Linked DNA regions of Mus musculus: all the other regions are linked to region 2. The links are chromatin loops, found by intact Hi-C in ENCODE. Cell type or tissue: heart. All regions are shown on one strand. Each heading gives the region's core, and the rest is flanking DNA. Links, peaks and the distances in the headings are about the cores only. Region 1 overlaps C330002G04Rik (a long non-coding RNA gene). Region 2 overlaps Trpm3 (transient receptor potential cation channel, subfamily M, member 3). Region 3 holds the start of Mir1192 (microRNA 1192).

Evidence for each region. Peaks named below come from ENCODE experiments on the same cell type or tissue, not always from the same donor. Only the 100,000 strongest peaks of a DNase experiment are listed, where the experiment ranks them.
Region 1: it touches region 2 in a loop (8-fold over the local background); 4 of 42 quality-filtered maps call a loop at or near these places.
Region 3: it touches region 2 in a loop (4-fold over the local background); 6 of 42 quality-filtered maps call a loop at or near these places.

What each region holds. Positions count from the first base shown.
Region 1 is chr19:23,051,277-23,058,543 of GRCm38, reverse strand. It overlaps C330002G04Rik (a long non-coding RNA gene), which reads left to right. Exons shown (of 8, transcript XR_001782629.2): 5 at 6,839-6,989. Among named protein-coding and RNA genes, the nearest start is that of C330002G04Rik, 21 kb to the left of the region's middle. In heart, for the core only: no CTCF peak of the experiment used is centred there; DNase peaks (open chromatin) are centred at 1,073, 1,523, 2,043 and 3,903; H3K4me3 peaks cover 897 bases; H3K27ac peaks cover 946 bases.
Region 2 is chr19:22,937,343-22,944,609 of GRCm38, reverse strand. All of the region lies in intron 22 of Trpm3 (transient receptor potential cation channel, subfamily M, member 3), which reads right to left. Among named protein-coding and RNA genes, the nearest start is that of Gm52388, 14 kb to the right of the region's middle. In heart, for the core only: a CTCF peak has its summit at 3,949; DNase peaks (open chromatin) are centred at 3,949 and 5,499.
Region 3 is chr19:23,147,498-23,154,764 of GRCm38, reverse strand. The region is part of intron 1 of Klf9 (Kruppel-like factor 9); the gene reads right to left. Mir1192 (microRNA 1192) reads right to left here and starts at 5,334; the gene lies at 5,214-5,334. In heart, for the core only: a CTCF peak has its summit at 2,967; DNase peaks (open chromatin) are centred at 2,204, 3,014, 4,794 and 5,064; H3K4me3 peaks cover 973 bases; H3K27ac peaks cover 1,131 bases.

The DNA.
Region 1 (7,267 bases), core at 881-5,880, 110 kb before region 2:
ACAAGAAGGCCCACTTTGAGAAGGCATTTGATTCTTGCCCCAGGTACTGCTGCCTGGATCAGACACCCTTGCTCCAGAAAGAGGGGGACACTTCACCAGGACAAGGCTCAGCAGCTCAGCACAGACGTGGAGGCAGGCGAGGCTGCTCAACAACCACTTGCTAAGTCAAAACACTGAAAATATGTGGGTGAGAAAACAGTTCAGAGGACACAGTAGTGATGTTCTTAATCAACATCTAAGAAAGAGCTCTCACTGACCCGCACTTACACTCATAACAACCATGGTTACTATTTACTTAATTAGGCACATTCTGTTTCCTTGGACCCCATAAGAGGCAAATTCAGCAAACAGGTGGCTTTTCCCCAGTTAAATAACTGAGCACTCTCCGGCAACAGCACCAAGTCTGAGGCGCTTGCCCGATGTCCCAAGGACAGTAAGTAAATCAGGAGGCAAGACCATCCTGCACAGAAAGCCCTTTGTTCTTCTCCCTGCCCTTCAACCCGCTGTTCTCTTTTTCCTGCAACGGGGCAGGACTGGGTTTCCTTGAAAGGAGGCATCGAGAGGCCCAGCCTACAACCAACCCCCTGCGGGGAGATTTGGGCATTTTGTGTCACCCCCTATCTTTTACAACAGGCATGGGAAGATTCCTGGTAGGCAACCATGTGGTCTGCCTGCAGAGCTTTGGAAAACACCTACATGAATTCAGGTCCTTACCAGCAGCTCAGACTGCTTACCTCTCTTCCTAACTCCCCCTCCCCCACCTATGGTCACACAGCTCTCCTCTTCCTTTCTGTTCCCCTCGGTCCTCTAGTTTGGAAGACAGGCTTCCGTTTTGCTAAAAAATTTTGTTTCAGGTACTCTTTTATGAACAGGCCCATGCACAAAATAAGCATCGGATAAATATGTGTCGAATTGTTCGCTAAATTCTAGACAAAAGATGAAAAGGCTTCGTATCTGGTAGGTGGAAAAGTTTGGGGGCGGGTGCAGAGTGGAGCCCCGGCAATGGTCTTGACTGTTCGTTCCCTTTGGTCTTCTGTCCTCTTTCCCTGCCCCCGCCTCCTCTTAGCGCAGGCGCGGCCTCCGTAGCATATTTAGTATTACCGCTGTCATCTGAGGCACGGAAACATCCAAACAGATTGAAAAGCTCCAATCGATGCCAAAGTAGAAGTGTGCACACAGGGGCTAGTTTCCTTGGAAGTGCTTCAGTTGTAATTAAACTCTAAAGACAAATATGCTAACAACTCCCTTGACCTTCCAGTGAGAAACAGCAGAACTGAACTTCCAGGACCAGAAAGGCATCTCTGGGGTGGGGGTGGGGGTGGGGGTGGGGGGAGGGTGCGGGGGCACACACGTGTGCCCACTTTTGCGGTCACTGTCCGCAGATGGCTTCTGGGCCCACACGTTCAAACGCTGGGCTGGGCTGGGGGGTGGCGGTGGTGCCTGCTGCTGCCGGGCTGCGCTGCGGCTGAGATCATTCTGTTGATCTCGTTTTACACAACGCAGCCCGGCACAGGCTGAGTACAGAATGTTCCCTTCTGTGAACCGAGCTTGAACCCTTCCAGCCCACTTTGTTTGAGGAACCACACAGACACAGAGGGAAAAGACAGGGCAGATAACCCCCAAATCGTTGAAATCACGGTGTTCTTTGGGATTTGGGCTTAGGCCATTTGCTTTTCACTGCCTAACGTGAAACCCCCCCCCCCCCCCAAACCTTGCTTTCCCGGAAGAGTGAAATGCCTGTAATGTCCTTCCTCCTAGACAGAACTTGGCACCAACTTTGGAAATTATAAAGTCTGTCACTGTCTCTCTTTAATTTATTTTTCTCCTCTTAGGCATTCAAAGAACAGCAGTGAAAGTTAGTTTCCTATAAAGGAAAGATGAGGTCCCTGGTGCTTGGGGCTTCTCCATGGGTTGTTATAAATTGTGTTCTTGGACTTGTTGCTATGGGTTGGAGATGTATGTGATGGGGAAGGCTTTGGGCCAGTGGCTTCTATACAAATGAGCAATGAGAAGAGGCCTGAGTGTGGAAGGTGGCTCACTGTTCCTCTACTGAACAATAGTCACCTTGTTTCAGGGCTAAGTGTGCAGTTTGAGGTCACAAATGGCTTGCGGGCTGTAGGCTGATCTCGGGGTGAAACTTCAGTAGATTAGATGGTGCTATTCAGTGTAGTAGTTTTCCACTTGATCTTAGCCAAAAGGCTGAGAAGCGATTGTAGTGGTTTTTCTACTCACTAAGAATAATGGTAATAGTAATGACAATACATTTGAAGAGAGGAGATTCTACTGTTACCTAAGCTGCTTAATGGTCCATACTTCCCCTCTCATCTGACCAGGAAGCTGAGATCGTAGGTGCCCAGTGACATTCTAGGCTCCTGCTGCTGATAATAATAACAATAAGGACAGCAATTCTTAGCATTGTTATGGTTTATTGAGACAGGGTCTTACTATGTAGCTCAGGCTAGCCCTTTGGTCTGAGATTCTCCTGCCTTGGCCTCCTGAATGTGAGGATTTCAGGCATGCACCACTACATCTGGCCACAATAGCGGTTTTTGCTAGGAGTAGGTTCCTTCCTCTGCACTTGCATTTACAAAAAATAGGCAAATCACACAGCTTTGTGTGAGACATGGGTTTGGATTTTCCTTTTCTTTTGAGAGTTTGTGTTATACTGGGTGGATTGTATTCTAGGCTCATTGGTGAAAGGGTTATAGGTGTGTCATATATACTGGCTGTCTATGAGGATCTTGCTGCTATTCCAATGACACAAATTCTTCCTTTGAATTCACAGTTGTGTCACCTCCTGATTTGGGGCTTCTAAAGTTTGTTTTTTGCTCATGGTTGTCAAGGACATTTAATTTTAATTTTCTATCTATCTATCTATCTATCTATCTATCTATCTATCTATCTATCTATCTAGTTTGTAGCTTTGACTGTCCTGGAATGGAATGTGTAGACTAGGCTGGTCTTGAACTCACAGAAACCAACTTCCTATGCTTCCCAAGTGCTAGGAATAAAGGTATATGCTATCACAACTGGTCTATTTATTTGTTTACGTATTAACACAAGATTTCACCACATATGTAGCCCAAGCTTGCCTCTGACTTGAGACACCCCCCCCCCCCCCCGGCTTTGAGAGCTGAGACAACAGGTGCTTGCTTACTGTCACACAGGTGCTTACTGTCACACTTCATTGTTAAGAAGGTTTCTACATGAATACCTTTGCTTCTGAGATGGTTTCAGTTCCAAGAGATTCTCTGATTTTTTTTTAAGTCATGTGTCACAATGCTATCAGAATATTGGCTAAAGAGTTTATTTATTTTACAATCTTCTCTTGAAATCTGGCTGTGTCTAAATGAGGGACAAGAGTTGAAGAATTGTGAGATGAACAAGGCCTGCTTACTTCCTCAAAGATCTTACTATCCAGTAGGAGAAGTCGAAACATACATGATGTGGAATATCATGAACACACACACATCTATACAGCTGAGGATGTTGACAGACCCTCAGAAGTAATAAACTGTTCATAGAGGATGTCAGGGGCTAGGTGAAAATTTCCATTTGAGGAGGTCGAGGCAAGAGCTGGTGGTGAAAGGGAAAAATTATGAGAACAGGTGGTATGTGTGATGAAAAGAGTCGTACAGAGCAGCGGATCAAGTAGAGTCATCCAGGAAGTAGTATGCAGTTCTTGTCCTGACTGGTGGAGGCTGATGTGTGTAGGAAGAAGTTAAAAAAAAATTAGATTTCATGTAGATGAGGAATACCCACTTCTCCATCTTGTGCCTTTACTAACTTTTCCTGCTAAGTTTGTACAAAACCCCAGGCTGCCTGATAGCATTCCAAGCGGTCAGGATGAATTGTTGGGACTGGCGCTGACTCATTGTCAGTCCTGGCTTGAGTCTGCTTTCTCATGTGTTGTTGTTGTTTTTCTCCTTCTGCCAAGTTCCCATGAGCCCTAGGCTGGTGTTGAACTCCATATGCAGCTGAAGATGATCTTGAACTCTCTTGAACTCCTGACCGTTCTGCCTCCAACTCCCAACTGCAGGCATGCACTACCTCCTCTGGTTTATCTCTCCTTCCCCTTGAGCCCAGGGCTTCGTGCACAAATAGTCAAGCACAAATAATTCCCTCCCTCCTCCTTCTCTCCCTCCCTCCCCCTCCCTCTTTCCATCCCTTTCTCCCTCCTTCCCTTCCTCCTATCATCCCTCCTATCCTCCCTCCCTCCTTCTCTCCCTCCTTCTCTCCATTCTTCTATCCTTTCTCCCCTCTCTTCTCTTCTCTTCTCTTCTCTTCTCTTCTCTTCTCTTCTCTTCTCTTCTCTTCTCTTCTCTTCTCTTCTCTTCTCTTCTCTCCCCTCCTTTCTCTTCTCTTCTCTCCCCTCCTCTTCTCTTCTCTTCTCTTCTCTTCTCTTCTCTTCTCTTCTCTTCTCTTCTCTTCTCTTCTCTTCTCTTCTCTTCTCTCCCCTCTCTCCCCTCTCCCCTCTCTCCCCTCTCCCCTCTCTCCCCTCTCTCCCCTCTCTCCCCTCTCTCCCCTCTTTCCCCTCTCCCCTCTCTCCCCTCTCCCCTCTCTCCCCTCTCCCCTTTCTCCTCTCTCTCCTCTCCTCTCCTCTCCTCTCCTCTCCTCTCCTCTCCTCTCCTCTCCTCTCCTCTCCTCTCCTCTCCTCTCCTCTCCTCTCCTCTCCTCTCTTCTCTTCTCTTCTCTTCTCTTGAAACAGGATCTCAGTATGTAGCCATAGTTGGCCTGGAACTTGATACATAGACCAGGTTGGCTTTGTACTTGTGGAGATCCACCTGTTTCAGCTTCCCAATGCTTGGATTAAAGGCTTGTGCCACCATGCCTGCTATCATGTTATCTGAAGTTCTTGAAGAAAGTTTGAGTCAATGTTACAACTCAGCAATATAGACCATGGTTTTAGGAAAGGTGAAAGCAAGCCTGGAAATAGGATGTGAAAGGAGACAGTGTTAATCACACAGACCAGGGAAAGCAGAACACGTTGGACCAATCAGATAATATGGTAGTTGCTCGAAAGGCAAAGCCAGAAAAAAAGTCTTGCCTGTGGGCAGGTTGTCTCACCACGGCCACTGAGTGACTTTCTCCTGGCCTGGGTGCCGATGGCTGGCTTTTGGATTTTGCTTACAGAAGGCAACAACAGAAAGAGTTTTTCATTTGTTCTTGTTGAAGCACATAGTCACACTCTGGATGTATCCCAGGCTGGTCTCCAGTTTGAGATCTTCTTGCTTCAGACTCCAGAATGCTGAGATTACCAGCATTTGCCATCAACCTGGCCAACAAGGAGATTTTTGACAAGCATATCTTTACTTCAAAGATGGTTTCAGTTCCAAGAGAGTCTCTATGATTTTATTTTTGAAAAAGTCACTGTCAACACATTATCAGAATATTGGGACCAATACAAGGACCACAGGATGGGGTCTTTGACCTTTTTATGAAGAACAGATGGTATCCTGAGATTCACACAGGCTGAACTGGGGAAGTCCCAGAACCTTCAAAGAGAGAGAGAACTTCACTCATGATTCCGAGAGACTTACCTGGACTTAGGAGTTACAGCAGCACCGAGAAACCAAGCACATGCTCACATACAAGAGGGAAAAAAAATGTTTGACTTTGAGAGGTGCTGGTATTTAATGAACACCCAAGGAAGGAAAGCTAAGAAATAATGTTTCCCCCTTTAAACTTTTATTATATTTTATATTAAGTGTGTGGGTGTTTTGTCTGCACATTTGTATGTGTGCCACATGGAAACCGAACATCTAGAAGAGCAGATGACTGTGCTTTTAGCTGCTAAGTCATCTTTATCTTCCACCTCTTTATTCATGTAGCCCAGGCTATCCTTGAACTCTCAATGTAGCCAAAGATGACCTTGAGCTACTGACTACTGTCCCTCTTGCCTCTTCCTGAAATTATAGGCTTTTACTACCATACTTGGCAGTAATCCAGTTCCATCAGTATGGGTGTTCATATTGGTCCTCCATTTTGTCTGATTTTTTTTTTTTTTTTTGTAAATATAGACCATTGCCTCACTTCGATGGGACATGGTAGTGTCTGTCTTTTATACATGCATGAAGACTATACTTGTCAACCTCTTGTGTTAGTTGACACATGAGCCACGGTGGAAGACATTTTATACACATATCAAGGACACACACACACCAATCCTTGTGTAATGAACACAAAAGGCTTTGTGAAACAAGAACCACAGGATTCTTTTACAACAACAATATTTTCTATTATATTTTATTTTGGTTTAAAAAAAAAAGAGAGAAAATGCTAATTGGGTCCAGCTACGTTGCTATCACACCACTGATGTTTTTCAAAGCTGCAGCTCGAAAGAGGCGGGGTTCAGGGGCTCTGTTTTCTGGCAGTCCACTCTCTGGAAGAGACTAGAAGCCTGCAGCGTGAGCTTAACTTGAAGTGCAGTGTGGGAGAGTTTGCCCCGTTTCCTAGGTCTCTCTTGCATAGATGCGTTTTTAGCTTTTGAAGGGAGGCTGTATAACCTCTATCAGCAGGGTTGCTAGTGATGTGCCTAGATCCAAATGATAGTAATAATGCAGGTTGCATGACTCTATATGATAAGGCTCAAGAAATTCTAGATGTTGGAACAGATGGGATTTTCCAACTGGAGTTACTCAACCTAGATAGCCTATGCAAATAACTCCTACCCCATCTGAAAAACTCCTAAATCTGCAACACATCTGGTCCTTAGCCTTCCAGATAAGGCCACTCAACCCATAGTGGGTATTGAATCTGGCACATCACATACATTATCAACACAATTTTTATAATCAAGCCCTAGGAGAGCGTTTAATCATTACCTTCTTTTTAACAGATGAGAAATACCAAAGCTAGGAGCAACAACTCACCCATGATTGCTCAACCAGTGAATGCTAAATTCAAACCCAGTCAGCCAGTCAGCTGGTTTAGAGAGTGAAGACACTTGACTGACATTCCCCGGGAAGATGCTCTCAACAGTTGTACTGGTGAGGTATATCAACCATGGTCCACTTGAGACCAGCCCATTTCTATCACCCTGTCTCTCAATAAACCTTGTCGTCCCCACCCCCCCCAACTCTTCGAAGCTCTTGTCACTGGATTTTCCTCTTTTGGTTTCTATGTGTCTTGGATGCAAACAATCATCTATCTGACCAGGTTTTAGGAAGTGGGATGGGGAGCTGGAGAGATTGCTCAGTGGTTAAAAGCACTGACTGCCCTTCCAGAGGTCCTGAGTTCAATTCCCAGCAACCACATGGTGGCTCAC
Region 2 (7,267 bases), core at 1,341-6,340:
GAGCTGGTTCTCTGAGAAAACTAACAAGATAGATGAACCCTTAGCCCAAGTAAGCAGAGGGCAGAGACAGTATCCAAATTACCTAAATTAGAAATTAAAAGGGAGACATAACAACAGAAACCGAGGAAATAAAAAAATTATCAGATCCTACTACAAAAGCCTATACTCAACAAAAACTTAAATCTGGATAAAATGGACAATCTTCTAAACAAACAAACAAACAAACAAACAAACAAACAAAGCCCAGGGCCAGATGGTCTTAGTGCAGAAGTCTATCAGACCTTCAAAGAAGACCTAATACCAATACTCTTTACACTATTCCACAAAATAGAAACAGAAGGAACACTACCCAGTTTGTTCTGTGATGCCACAATTACGCTTATACCTAAACCACACAAAGGTCCAACAAAGAAAGATAACTTCAGAACAGTTTTCCTTGTCAGTATTGATGCAAAAATACTCAATAAAAAATTTTGAAAACTGAATCTAAGAACACATCAAAATAATCATCCATCATGATCAGGTGGACTTCATCCCATGGATGCAGGGATGGTTCAATATACAGAAATCCATCAACATAATCCACTACATAAACAAACTCAAAAAATGATCATTTCATTAGATGCTGAGAAAGCATTTGACAAAATCATAACGATAGTATCCTTATGGACCGCAAAAATTCCACCAGAAAACTCCTAAACCTGATAAAGAGCTTCAGCAAACTGACTGGAGATTAAAATTAATTCAAGCAAATTAGTAGCCTTCCTCTGCTCGAAGGATAAACAGGCTGAGAAAGAAATTAGGGAAACAACACCCTTCACAATAGTCACAAATAATATAAAATACCTTGATGTGACACTAACCAAGTAAGTGAAAGATCTGTATGACAAGAACTTCAAGTTCTTGAAGAAAGAATAGAAGATCTCAGAAAATGGAAAGATCTCCCATGCTTATAGATTGGCAGGATTAATATAGTAAAAATGGCCACCTTGCCAAAAGCAATCTATAGATTCAATGCAATCCCCATCAAAATTCCAACTCAGTTCCTCATAGAGTTATAAAGAGCAATTTGCAAGTTCATCTGGAATAACAAAAAACCCAGGATAGCGAAAACTATTCTCAACAATAAAAGACCTGGGGAAATCACCATCCCTGACCTCAAGCTGTATTACAGAGCAATAGTGATAAAACCTGTATGGTATTGGTACTGAGACAGGCAGGTAGATAAGTGGAATAGAATGAAGACCCAGAAATGAACCCACACACCTATGGTCACTTGATCTTTGACAAAGGAGCTAAAACCATCCCATGGAAAAAAGACAACATTTTCAAAAATGGTGCTGGCTCAGCTGGAGGTATACAAGTAGAAGAATGCAAATTGATTCCTTTTTATCTTCCGTACAAAGCTCAGGTCTAAGTGGATCAAGGACCTCCACATAAAGCCAGAGACTCTGAAACTAATAGAAGAGAAAGTGGGGAAGAGTCTTGAACACATGGGCACAGGGGAAAATTTCCTGAACAGAACACCAATGGCTTGTTGATCTTAGGATCAACAATAGACAAATGGGACCTCATAAAATTGCAAAGCTTCTGTAAGGCAAAGGACACTGTCAATAAGACAAAACATCAACCAACAGATTGGGAAAAGATCTTTACCAACCCTACATCCGATAGAGGGCTAATATTCAACATATAGAAAGAACTCAAGTAATTAGATTCCAGAGAATCAAATAACCCTATTAAAATGGGGTGCAGAACTAAACAAAGAATTCTCAACTGAGAAATATTGAGTGGCCCAACAGTACTTAAAGAAATGTTCAACATCCTTAGTCATCCGCGAAATGTAAATCAAAACAACCCTGAGATTCCACCTTACACCAGTCAGAATGGCTTAGATCAAAGCCTCAGGTGAGAGCCGAGGATGTGGAGAAAGAGGAACACTCCTCCATTGTTGGTGGGATTGCAAGCTGGTAAAATCACTCTGGAAATAAATCTGTCGGATCCTCAGAAAATTGAACATAGTACTACCTGAGCACTCAGCTATACCATATACCCAGCATATACCCAGAAGATGCTCCAAATTGTAATAAGGATACATGCTCCACTATGTTCATAACAGCCTTATTTACAATAGCCAGAAGCTGGAAAGAACCCAGAAGTCCCTCAACAGAGGAATGGGCACAGAAAATGTGGTACATTTATACAATGGAGTACTACTCGGCTATTAAAAATAATGGCTTTATGAAATTCCTAAGAAAGTGGCTGAAACTAGAAAATATCTTCCTGAGTGAAGTCACCCAATCGTAAAAAAAAAAAAAAAAAAAAAAAACCCAAAACAAACAAACAAACAAACAAACAAACCCAACATACTTGGTATGCACTCACTAATAAGTGGATGTTAGCCCAAAAGCTCAGAGTACCCAAGATACAATTCACAGACCACAAGAAGCTCAAGAAGAAGGAAGACCACAGTGTGGATGCTTTGGTCCTTCTTAGAAGGGGGAACAAAATACTCACAAGAGGAAATACAGAGACAAAGTGTGGAGCAGAGACTGAAGGAAAGGCCATCCAGAGACTGCCCCACCCGGGGATCCATTCCATATACAGTCACCAAACCCAGACACTATTGCAGATGCCATGAAGTGCTTGCTGACAGGAGCCTGGTATAGCTGTCTCCTGAGGGGCTCTTTCAGAGCCTGACAAATACAGAAGCAGATGCTTGCAGCCAACCATTGGACTGAGCACGGGGTCCCCAGTGGAGGACTTAGAGAAAGGACTGAAGGAGCTGGAGGGGATTGCAATCTCAGGAAGAACAACAATATCAACTAACCAGATCCTCCAGAGCTCCCAGGGACTAAAACACCAACTAAAGTGTACATATGGAACAACCCATGGCTCCAGCCGCATATGTAACAGAGGATGGCCTTGTTGGTCATCACTGAGACGAGAGGCCCTTGGACCTGTAAAGGCTCGATGCCGCAGAGTAGGAGAATGCGAGGGTGAGGAGACAGGAGTGGGTGGGTGGAGGATCACCCTCATAGAAGCAGGGGAAGGGGGACGGTATAGGAGGTTTCTGTAGAGGAAATTGGGAAAGGGGATAACATTTTAAATGTAAATAAAAAAAATCCCATAAAAGAAAAGAAAAGAAAACAAAAAAAAAATTTAAGATCGAATATCTCCTTTCTGGTAAGGGTAAGTGGTGACATTGTCCTTGGTTGAGGATCAATGTAATGGGTTTGTACTTTGGGGGGGGGGGGTTATTGTCATCGTCGTCGTCGTCATCATCGTCATCGTCATCATCGTCATCATCATCTATTTGGCAGTGTTGGGGACCAAACTTACAACCTTGAACATAAGAGAGAGTTATTGTATCATTCCAGATCCTGGCAGATTTTCCTTCGGCCACAAGAAAGCCTCTTTGGATGCATTCCAGCTTCTTGTGGTTGTCCCAAGACCTTTTTGACCTTCAGGCTTCTTGTGTGATACGTGTCTGGTGCATTTGTAGGCTGGAAAAGGATGTACTAAGAATGAAAAAGCAAAATGTGAAGAGGGAGGCAGAGGGGAAAGAGGGCAGGAAGAGAGGGATGGAGAGGAACAGAGAAGGAGGAAGATGCATGCACACATTGGTTCTTCTTCCTTCCCTTACTTTGTAGACTTCTGTAGGATCAAAGGAGAGGAAGTGGGGAGAAGAACACAGATTGAACTGGCAATGCTGGTCTGGGGGGCGGAGAACTGGGGGCCTAGGGCTTTGGAGCTTCAAGTAATCCCGATACTTAAAACAGGCATTAGCAAAATAGTGTAGGCAGCATTAGGATGGTGTTTGGAGAAAGCAGGATGTCTGCCAAGGTGCTTGGCAGAACCACCATGTAGGCACAGTCCTTTTACCACACCGTGCCTGGGCCCTGCTCCCTGCCCTGCAGTCACACAGTTGCCTCATGCTGCCCTCTGGCTGCTCAAAGCCTACTTCACCCAGGCGGAGCCATCTGCTGCAGCATTTCCTGTCCTGCTTCCAGCTCCCCCTTTCTGGATGCTGATTTCAGCTATTTGGAGAGTTAAGACCAAACAGGCAAATGCGTTACACTAAGGGGAGATGAGTCTGCAGGTTTAACCTGGTCAGGGGATCCTGGCTCTTCGAAGGGAAGTTTGCTGTTCCTTGGTTACGGGAGATTTGGAACAAAGAATATTTTTTTTTCTGCCTTCTCTGGTTTCTCTGAAGCGAGCATGGGAGTGGTGTATTTTCTAGCCGGTGGTCTCTCTGTCCCCCTCTGCCCTCTCTCACAGTTGAGTTTCTTAAGTTAGAGATCTCACTTAGAAAGGGGCTCCAGACAAGATGAACTGTGAAAGAAACCAACTTTCTTAGCTTGGCATGTAATGTGTTTGCTAACAATCTGTCTTTCTAACCTCTTCCCTATTCATTCTTCCAAGAATTAGTAGACGAGATGGATACAGATGCTGGTCCCAGCTCCTCCCTTAAAAACCTCAGACAGTGCAGCCAGAGGCCACATAAAAGGCCAGAAGAAAACAAGGGCAAACCAGGGCAGGCTCAGGTGGCCTGAGAGCGCCTCGCCTCCTATGTGGAACTAACCTGGGGATTAGCTCCTGGCTGGCACAGGAAGGAGATCTCCTGTCTTTGTTCTTTCCAGCCCCATCTGTGAACACCCGACATGCTTTGTCATCTGTCTTTGACTTCGGACATGATCATCCTTTCATTAGAATGGTTTATCTGTCTGAAAAACTCCTAATTCCATTCACAATTCAGTTTAACTCTTTATCACCAAGGCAAATGCCTCCGACCTCCCTTGCTTTCTCTGCCTCTCTGCTTTGTTGTGGCTCCCCGAGCTACTGCTAAATTAAACTGTACTCTTCTTTCTTGTGAGTGAATTCCTTATAAGTCACCTCTATAGAAAATAAATCCCACCAATTTGTAATGTTCTGTTGATGTGCCAATCCTCCCATTAACTGTTCTTCAAAGGCAATGAAGTAACCCCCCCCCCCCCCAACCCCCAGCTTCTGGCAAAGAGCCTGACACACGGAAATGTTCAGTATCAGTGAATAGACCCATTCAAACTAGGGTAGCAGGATGTTCCCTGTGTTCTCTCCTGTAGTTGATGGTAAGATTTACTGTCCACACAGGAGGACACACAGAGCAAATATGTCCAGTGTTACTACAGCCCAGATCAAGAAATAGTTATCCATCAGAATTGAGGATGTCACTAAGGCAAAGACTGAAAATCCCATATTTGACCTGAAACTGCTGGTGCCTTCTATACAGAACTCATCTTGAACCATGGGCCATATAGCAGAGACCAAATATTTGGCTAAAAGCCAAGCAAGTTTCAGTTAAACATCCCTTGACAGATGCGGCCTAAAATCTAGCTGCAGGAAGCTATTTGCTCCGGGGAACAACTGTCTTCCAAAATCCCTGGCACGTCCCTTCTTCCTTCCTTCCACACAGCCTTCAGGACAAACAACTAATGTACGTGCTTTGCAGGAATGTTCTGCTAATTGTTAACCTGTGTGCAGACGAGCCCGTTTGTTGGCTGCTGTTAATACAGATCGGTTAAAATAATCAAAATGGGTGTCCTTGGCTCTGCTTTCGGTGGAGGATCAACCATCTGCCTTACTGTGTTTGGTCAGAGCACCGTGCGTTTGGAAAGGGCTGTGGTTACAGGATGTACAGCAATGACCTCTGGAGTGGCCCAGCTCAGAGCAGGGGGACTCTGCGGGGCCGTTCTTGTCTGCTGCTCGGCTCACACAGCCTTCTCCTCCTTTCTCTGTGAGCTCACAAGGAAAGACCCCCTCCCTTTTTTATTCATTTCTTTATAGACATGCAAACCACCAACCTCTGTGTATATATTAAAATGATGGCTTTGTCAGTGATATAGTTCTTGAACCTGGCTGTAATTTTCTAAAAAAAAAAACCACACTCAGCTAAGTTTCATGATGTTATCGACTCTTGAATTCCCTTTCAGGGTATGTTTCTCCCCGTAACTCTTCACCTCATGCATGCATGTGCCTCCCCGTTTAATTGAACCCCAGTTTGCAGTTCCTTTATAACTACTCAGCTACTTTCTATTCTTGGCACTTGGATGTCGCTTGCTATAGGTGTCTATTCACCAAAATTTTTTTGTTTGATTACCTAATGCAGTTAGCAACATGGCTTTTCTCTGAGCCTTGCGTCAGGGTGTTTAGTCATGTGCTGGAGGTTTTCTGATGTGTTACTTCGAGCCTGACACAGCTTGTGTTGCTGAAGCGACAAGGTGAGCAGGTAGATGTGTTTTTGCTCCCATGACGTTGGTATACTAAAGGAAAGTATCCTACAGCTTAGCTGTCTGATAGGACATCCACTAGTGATGTACAGCTACTTGAGTTAAAATCCCAATTAATTAAAATAAGATAAAAATAGAAGTTTTAGTTCTTCATTCACACTGGCTACATTTCAAGTACTCAGAAGCCACAGGGGGCCAGCAGCTATAGTACCAGATAGCACCGTTCCATCACAAATGATTCTACTGCTGAGGAGTGTTCTAGAAGAACTCTCTAGTCCCACTGTTATCCCAATAATCTCAAAACCCTTGTAGCTATACAGAGAAATGATTTCGAAAGAAAGAGCCACAGGTCATAATTCCACACTTGCAATTTCCATTAGAAGAATGGATGAGGCATAGTATTTAGGAACCTACACACTTATTTTTATTGGGAACACCCAGTTTTTAATTACAAGATGGCTAAATTAATATGGTGCAATAAGACCTTGAGATATAGTTGGCTCATGGTTTCTGAGGCTCTGTGTTAACTAGCCATGGAAGAAAAATACTGGAAAACAGCCCCCCCCCAAACATTGCACCAAACATGTGTTTCCCTAAACCAGACAGAATAACCACTTTCTTAGCACTTACACAGTATTGGGTATTCGCAGTTTTGAGATGACTTAAAATATACAGGAGAATGTTCATAAGATATGTGTGACACTGCAGCATTTTATATAAGGGACTGGGTTGGACAGTGGTCACACACACACCTTTAATCCCAGCAAAGTCAGGCAGATCTCTGTGTGTCTGAGGCTGCTCTGGTCTAAAAAGCTAATTCCAGGACAGCCAAGGCTACACACACACACACACACACACCCTGTTTCAAATATATGACCTGAACATCTGTGGAGTTTGGTAGCCACAGAATGAGGTGAAATCCTGAATTCAGTTCTCTGTGAATACAAGGGATGACAAACCCATCACTTTCCCATCCTGTCTTTTGAGCAGATGTTGGC
Region 3 (7,267 bases), core at 1,064-6,063, 210 kb before region 2:
TTTGAGCTTAAGTTATTCCACAGATTATCAAGCATTTTGAGGATGCTCCCAGTAGTCCATGCCTATTAATCAGCATCTGGGTAGCTGAGACTGGAGGATAGAGTTTGAGGCCAGGCTAGGCCACATAATGAGACTCTTGTTGATGTGCAACTTGGTCTTCACTTGGGTTCCCTAGCAACTGGAGTGGGGCTCTCTCTGACTCTGTTGCCTGCCATTGGATCCCCTTCCCTATCTGGACTGCCTGGTTAGTCTCAGTGGGAGAGGATGGGTTTAGTCCTGCTGGGACAGATGTCCCAGGATAGGGTGGTACCCAAGACAAAAAGCTATGGACCTTAAGCTTACTCCTCTGGATTCGCTAGCACCTCCAAGATCTTGGAGTGCACATGGCCCCTGACCTTCAACAGCTCTGCTTGTTCATCTTCTTGAAAGTGCAGAAGCAGCAGACTTCATTATAGATAGGAGAGGGTAGAGGGGGAGAGATTTCTAAGTGCAGGACTTAGAAGGGGAAGAGAAGGGGGTGTGCAATTGGGATGTAAAGTGAGTAACAAAAATAAATTATGGAAAGAGAATTAAATATATATATATATATATATATATATATATATATATATATATATATATATATATATATAATAAAACAAAAAAAGCAAAGGAAAAAAAAAGCCAGGTAGATTTAGGAGTCTAAAGCCAGCTTATAGAGTGAACTCCAGTCCAGTCAAGAAGGGCCATGTGATGAGACCCCCGTCTTAACACAAAACAAAAAACCCACCCGAAACAATGTGTTCAGTGGGAGCAGAGATGTGTAGTTTCTATGGAGAAATTAATGGGTACTCAAGGTGTCAATGACAAGAAAGGAAGTCGCTGTTTCTGACACAAACAACTCATTAGAAAGTGAAAAACCTTTCAGGATATACATCTGTCTTCTCACCACCTCCTTTTTAATGACCTAGAAAAAGGCCCTAACAAGAACAGACAAAAGGCACCCCTCCTCCTGAGCAATGCGTTGTGCCCTGCATAAGCGGGGCTGTCCAACTACTGCCATCCTTCCTAGAAAATGGGCCAGTCCAAGAACACAGCCTCAACCATAGTGCTTGACCTGGTGGGTCCCACAAAGACCTGCTTGAATCCCTGACTGTCCACTGCCACCTTCCCACCACCCGTAGTGGGTCTGCAGGGCAGAACAAACACTTCCATTCTCCAGTGTTCTCGAGGGCAAATCTAACATAACAGTTTGTGAACATCCCAGACAGAATTCCACCATCTCTACCTAAGTCGTTTCCCTGAACCCTGGACTCAAAAAATCAAGACGCGATACACCTCCGGTTCACCGGAAGTATCGCCACACCCAAAGATGTTCTAAAGGAATGAGGAGGATGCCAGGCAGCCTCCGAAAGAACAATCCTGCCCCCCCCCCCCCACGGCTACCCATCCGAGTACCACCTGTTCTATCTCCTGTAGCCTAGGTGGTTTCGCTATTTTTTTTTTTAAAAAAAGGTTTACTTTTGTATTTTATGTAAGTACACTGTAGCTGTCTTCCGACACACTAGAAGAGGGCATCCGATTCCATTACAGATGGTTGTGAGCCACCATGTGGTTGCTGGGAAGTGAACTCAGGACCTCTGGAAGAGCAGTCAGTGCTCCTAACCGCTGAGCTGTCTCTCCAGCCCGGTTTCACTATGTTTATGTTTGCCGTGTGGCTTTGATGCGAGATGCTGCTGCCGGGTCCCAGTGGGAAAGAAAGGAGCCTGTGCACCAGTGTAGACTCTTTAAAGGGAACGGGTCTGTCCCGGGGCATACTTCTCGCCCGCCATTTGGGATCTGTGGGGTAAACAGACACCACTGCTACTGTTTGCATGGACGCCCAAACTCCATAGATCTGTGAGAAACACACAGCCCTCCTGAAACTCCAAGGAAAGATGACAGACGAGATTCTTGAGCCTTCAGGTACTCAGCATAGTAGGAACTGAGTCTCCTGGCCTCGTCTCAGAAATTCTAAAACCAGTGCAGAAGCAAACTATGGACCTCAAACAGCTATACGTATTTTTTTTAACACAAGAAAGGGCTGCCTCTTGGTACACCTCACTAGAAGGCACTGTTTAAGTCAGTCTGAGAACGTGGAGCTGGAAGCACCTAGCATGGAGCTTTCTAACTGGCCAGGTATCAGGAGCAGCAGCTTAGCTTAAGGGGCAGATGATTCTCCCAAAGACACCGCACCAGGGCATGGCCAGTTTCAAACCCAGCCTGGATGCTTGCTTCAGTTGTATGCACACAAAGATAGGAGATAAGAGAAACTGGCCAAGGGCAGAGCTGAAGGAACCGTTCATGCCAGCGGGTGGGGGTGGGGTGGGGTTGCACTCAGTCTTCCTGGCCCTTCTTTGCATAGATATTGCCTGGGGGTGGGGGCAGGGTGCATTCATTGTTAAGCCGGTTAAGTGATAGCTCCCAACTTTCAGTTTCTAAGTAATGGGTTTTTGTCTTGTTTTGCTTGTTTTTTAATGTAGAATACCAAGCCTGGAGCTGTAAGTAGCACACACCTGAAATTCCAATTCTTGAAAAGGCTGAGGTAGGGGGATGGTGTCCAACGCCATCCTTGGTAGCCTAATAAATTTAAGTCTAGCTTGGGCTACAGGAAGCCCTGTCTCAGTAAACAAAAAGCTATGCACTTTAAGCTCACTCCCTCTGAATTTGCTAACACCTCCAAGACCTTGGAGTGCACACGGCGGCCCCTGACCTCTCTGCTTGGCCATCTTTGTGCAAGTGCAGAAGTAACAAGCCTCAGTACAGACTCTGTACTTGGATTGTTTCCTGAGCACAACGCATCATGGACGAAGCCCAGCGGTCCATAGAGGGCCAGGCTGCTGCGTTTTGAGGCTTACGTGGGTCTTTTCTACTCGCTACTGTTATTTTCAACCTTATGCTTGTGAGCCCTGAATGGGGCTGGCAGAACAGTGTCTGTGCAGATGTTAGAGGTCTCTAGGGAGCGCCAGAGCTCTGTATTTCCTCTTAAAGTCAGACCAGGAAGTGCTCAGAAAAGGCTGCTACCTCCCAGCCACGCCAGACCAAGTGCAACTTGTGGAAGCCCAGGTTAGGAAGGTCCTACTGGAACGGCACCTGAGGGGCTGGCTTGTTGTGGTCAAGTGGGACCCGGGTTGAGACGGGACTAGGTGCCACCAGAGGAAAGCAATGTCACAGTGCCCAGAATCTCACTCTTCAGCATACAGTGGGTGTGTGACAGCCAGTGGAGACCACCAGGCTGCAGGGATGACCCTTCATGATGCCAAAGCAGCCTGTGAGTTTTGCTATTCCAGATATCAACCAGGGAAAGAACGCGAGGAATCCCAAATTAGCATGGCTGTCTTGAGTTTTACCTCAGAAAGATAATACAATGTAATGTGTTAACAAGCTGTTTCTATAATTCCAGCACTTGCGAGGCTGAGGCAGAAGGATCACTGTGAGTTTGAGGCCAGTGTAGCTGTAGAATCGTATCTTTACAAACTCACTGATCCTAAGAACTCTTATACTGCCAAGATAGAGCTTTGCTCCAACGGGGGTGGGGGGGGGCGGTTAGTAACTATGCCCACTCTACCAGCTAGCTAGGTAGGTTGTGACAGATGAGGCAGACAGGCAATGCTATGCCATCATTTGTCTCCAGCTTCCCCCCTGGGGACTTCGCATTGCTGGTACCAGGGTATGGCTGTGGTGACAGAGTCTTACTCCACTGAACCACTCATTTCTGCAACAAAATGAGTCAGAGATTGGCCTGATTCAGTGTTCATCACCAGAAACTATGAAGGTTGGGTCTGAGCTCTCCAAACATGAGGCGCGCCCCCCCCCCCCCCGCCTCCTGCCCACCATGGGATCTGGACAAGTGACCCAAGCCGGCCTTGGATGCTCTCAGAATTCATCCCTCCTGCTTAGTCCTCCCGAAATGCTCAGGTTAGAGGCATGCACTCCACGCCCAACTTCATTCTGCTACTGTCTTTGAAACTGTAATGATACAACAACTACAACGGAATTACGGCAGCCCAGGAATTTAAGTCACTTTGGGGCGTGTGTGTGTGTGTGTGTGTGTGTGTGTAAGCTCTATTTTCTGTTTCCTGTATTTACTGTGGTGTTTCTGTTGAGTACGGTGCACATTGAAAGGACTTTGGAATCTCGATAGGAACCACTACATAAATGGCTCATCTTTACAGAGACCTTCTCTATTAAGTAACACCTGGGATAATAAATGCTCACGTAAATGTGATTCATTTCATCCCTCAGAGCACTGGAATAGATGATGTGAAAACCCTGAAGATCACACGGCTGCTTATAAAACTTGTCCCATGTGAAGCATTTGTTTGGTCTTGGTTCCCCAATCATCTCCTCAGGGGGGCCTGTGAGTGCATGAGCACTTGTAAAATATGTTGAAATTATCTGTACTCTGCCAGGTCCTTTCTGTCCATTCGCTCAGAGCCTATCTTTTCTGCTAAGCTCAGGAGAGCAGAGAAAATAAATGCTGCTCTTTGGCACAGCCTATTTGCAAGCCTAAGTGGACATCGGTGTTTGATTCGCCTTGTCTGGCCTCTATCTTCCTCTACTGGTAAGGAACAGTGCACCTTGCTTCCCTTTGCAGCCAGTCCTTTCTCTGAGCCCACACCTTCAGACCTGAGAGTCTTGGATAAATAAGTCTGTTTTCATAAGGGACACACCACTTAAGCTTAGCCGTGGCTTTCAGCCTGGGTTGTTTGCTGGAATCATTAGGAATGGGAAGTAGTCTTTCTGTGGGGCTTTGCTGAATTGGCAGGAAGTGAGTCTGGTGTTGCTTGGCAGCCATTTTAGTACCATTCAGAGACAGCCTGCTCATGAATGAAGCCAGAGCCAGCAAGAGGGTGGCAAAGCCATAGAGAGAGGGGGCACTGAATGTCCATCTGCATTCAGCAACTCCTGAACTTGGATCTCCATTTTTAATCTTTTTTTAAGTTTTGCTAAGTAGCCTAGTGTGCCCTCTAACACGTGGCAGTTGTCTGCTGCCTAAGCCTATCAAGTGTTGGGATTATAGGTGAGAGACACAACGCCCAGCTCAGAGCAAGTCCAAGTCTGGACTTTCTTGCTTGCAACCTATTTATGGATCCCAAACCCAGCCCCTGGCAGGTGTGGCAGCACTGGCCTGTCATCTCAGCAGTCTGGAAGCTGAGGCAGAAAGACAGCCTAGACCATAGAGTTGCAGGCTGGCATGAGCTATACAAGCCAGACCCTGTCTCAAAACACAAAAGCAAACAAACAAAAAGAGCAAATCGAAACAACAATGACAAATTTGGTCTGTTTGTTTGTTTGTTTTTACTGTTTGGAAGGAAATAGTTTCGGGTGACAAGGTCAGGAGCAGTTATTTTTGTTGACTTTCCTAACTAAAACTCATGAAAACTATCTTCACATCAGACCTGGGGCACAAGGAAGACAGCTTAAGATGGTGGCTCTAGGGCCAAACCCAAAAGAGCCATAAGAATAAATACAGAATCTCTTCTCACTGGGAGCAAGCCACTCAACAGCCCTCACGTACAACTTAGACCTTGAAACAACAGTAGGAATATCTCAGCATAACCTTGGACGAGTCTGATTCCTCCTGTTTAAACAAGAAAAGCAACACACTTCTATTCGGTCTTATGGGATTAACATTCAAGTGAAATGCACGTAAGCCACTTAGCTCAGGCTCTGAGACATACTACATGTTCAGGACGATAGTGCTCACTAAGTCTCAATGGCTGTCGCCATCTAACACACCTTTCACTTGTCACCATTGCTCAGCACCATCCTGAGTCCACCTAGAATTCTAAACAAAAATTCTAAGGCTCTCAAAGGTGTCTGGGATATGTATGTAAAATATATATTTTTTAATTGTAGTAATCCTCAGCAAAAGGTTGGCATGCATAATCTTTTAAATGACTCATCTGAACGTGGCCTCATAATTTCATGAATATATATAATTATGGAACCCCATTTGACAGGTGAGAAACCTGAGGTTTCAGGGAGATAAAAGCTTTGCTTGAGTCTTTGTGATGAGAGTTATGGAGTCAGGGTTAGGTTAGGCCTGGGCAGGTGCATGCTCCCATCACGGTACCTCTGTTTCTATGGTGAAGGTAAAGGCTCTTCTGGAAGCCCCTTGCCTTAGCTAGAGCTCCTGAGAAGTCACTCACTATTCTGATGGGCCAGGGCCTTGTCGTCACTAACTGTGATCTTAGCAGAGCTGATCCCCTGTAAAGGGCAGGTGCTGAAGTCCCCCAACCTTTCTCCCATTGTTCTGAGCCACAATGATCTGCAGTGTTGGCACATGCCTTTAATCCCAGCACTTGGGAGGCAGAGGCAGGCGGATTTCTGAGTTCGAGGCCAGCCTGGTCTACAGAGTGAGTTCCAGGACAGCCAGGGCTACACAGAGAAACCCTGTCTCGAAAAACAAACAAACAAAAAATAAATCAATAAATTTCAGGGGCCCAAGACACAGTGCTAGCAGCACTCAGGAGGCCCAGGTTCCATCCCCCAACCCCAGAAAACACTTTCATTCACGCAAAGACCCAGCAGCTCTGGCCTGGGATGATGGAGTGGAAACCTTTGGATCCCAGGTCCAGATTCTCAGCTCTTACCACAGGCTTCCAAAGCCCCGAGCACCTGGGAAGTGTGCAGCTAAGACAAAAAGAGGCTTGAAGACACACCTCACAAACGTGTGTGTTTAGGAACAAGTGGGAATGAATGTGGAGAAAGACCCAAGAAATTAAAAAAAAAAAAAAAAATTTGGGTTCCTCCCTACTCTGGTGGAGGACGCCATTCTCCCAATATCACTGCTAGTCCTACACTTACTGAGGAGGCAAGACAAATACTAACTCTTGGCCTTCCAGGAAGGAAAAAGCAAGGACTCTGAGCTTGGCCTGGAGCTGCTTCAGGAACTGAGGTTGGCTGGGCACGAGAGGAAGAGGCTGGGCCACTCCCCCAAGCCCCTATACCTGATTAACTCATCTAAGCGGCATCAGCATCCATCCGGCACAGCTCTAAACCAACAATATAAATAAAACCTCCTTAATCACAGATTCAAAGCCCCTGGAGCTCACAAGGGAGGGAGACATGAGCGCTCTCAGAAGCGAGCTGAAAGCCACCACGGGCTTTAACATTTTCTACTGAAAAACTACAGGCCGCAGAAGATTCCAGAAGCTCAGAGTCACATGCTAGCGAAGGCTAGAGGGCTTCTGTATCCTGGCAATGTGCCTCCAAATCTCCCAAGTTCCTCCAATGCTCCTGC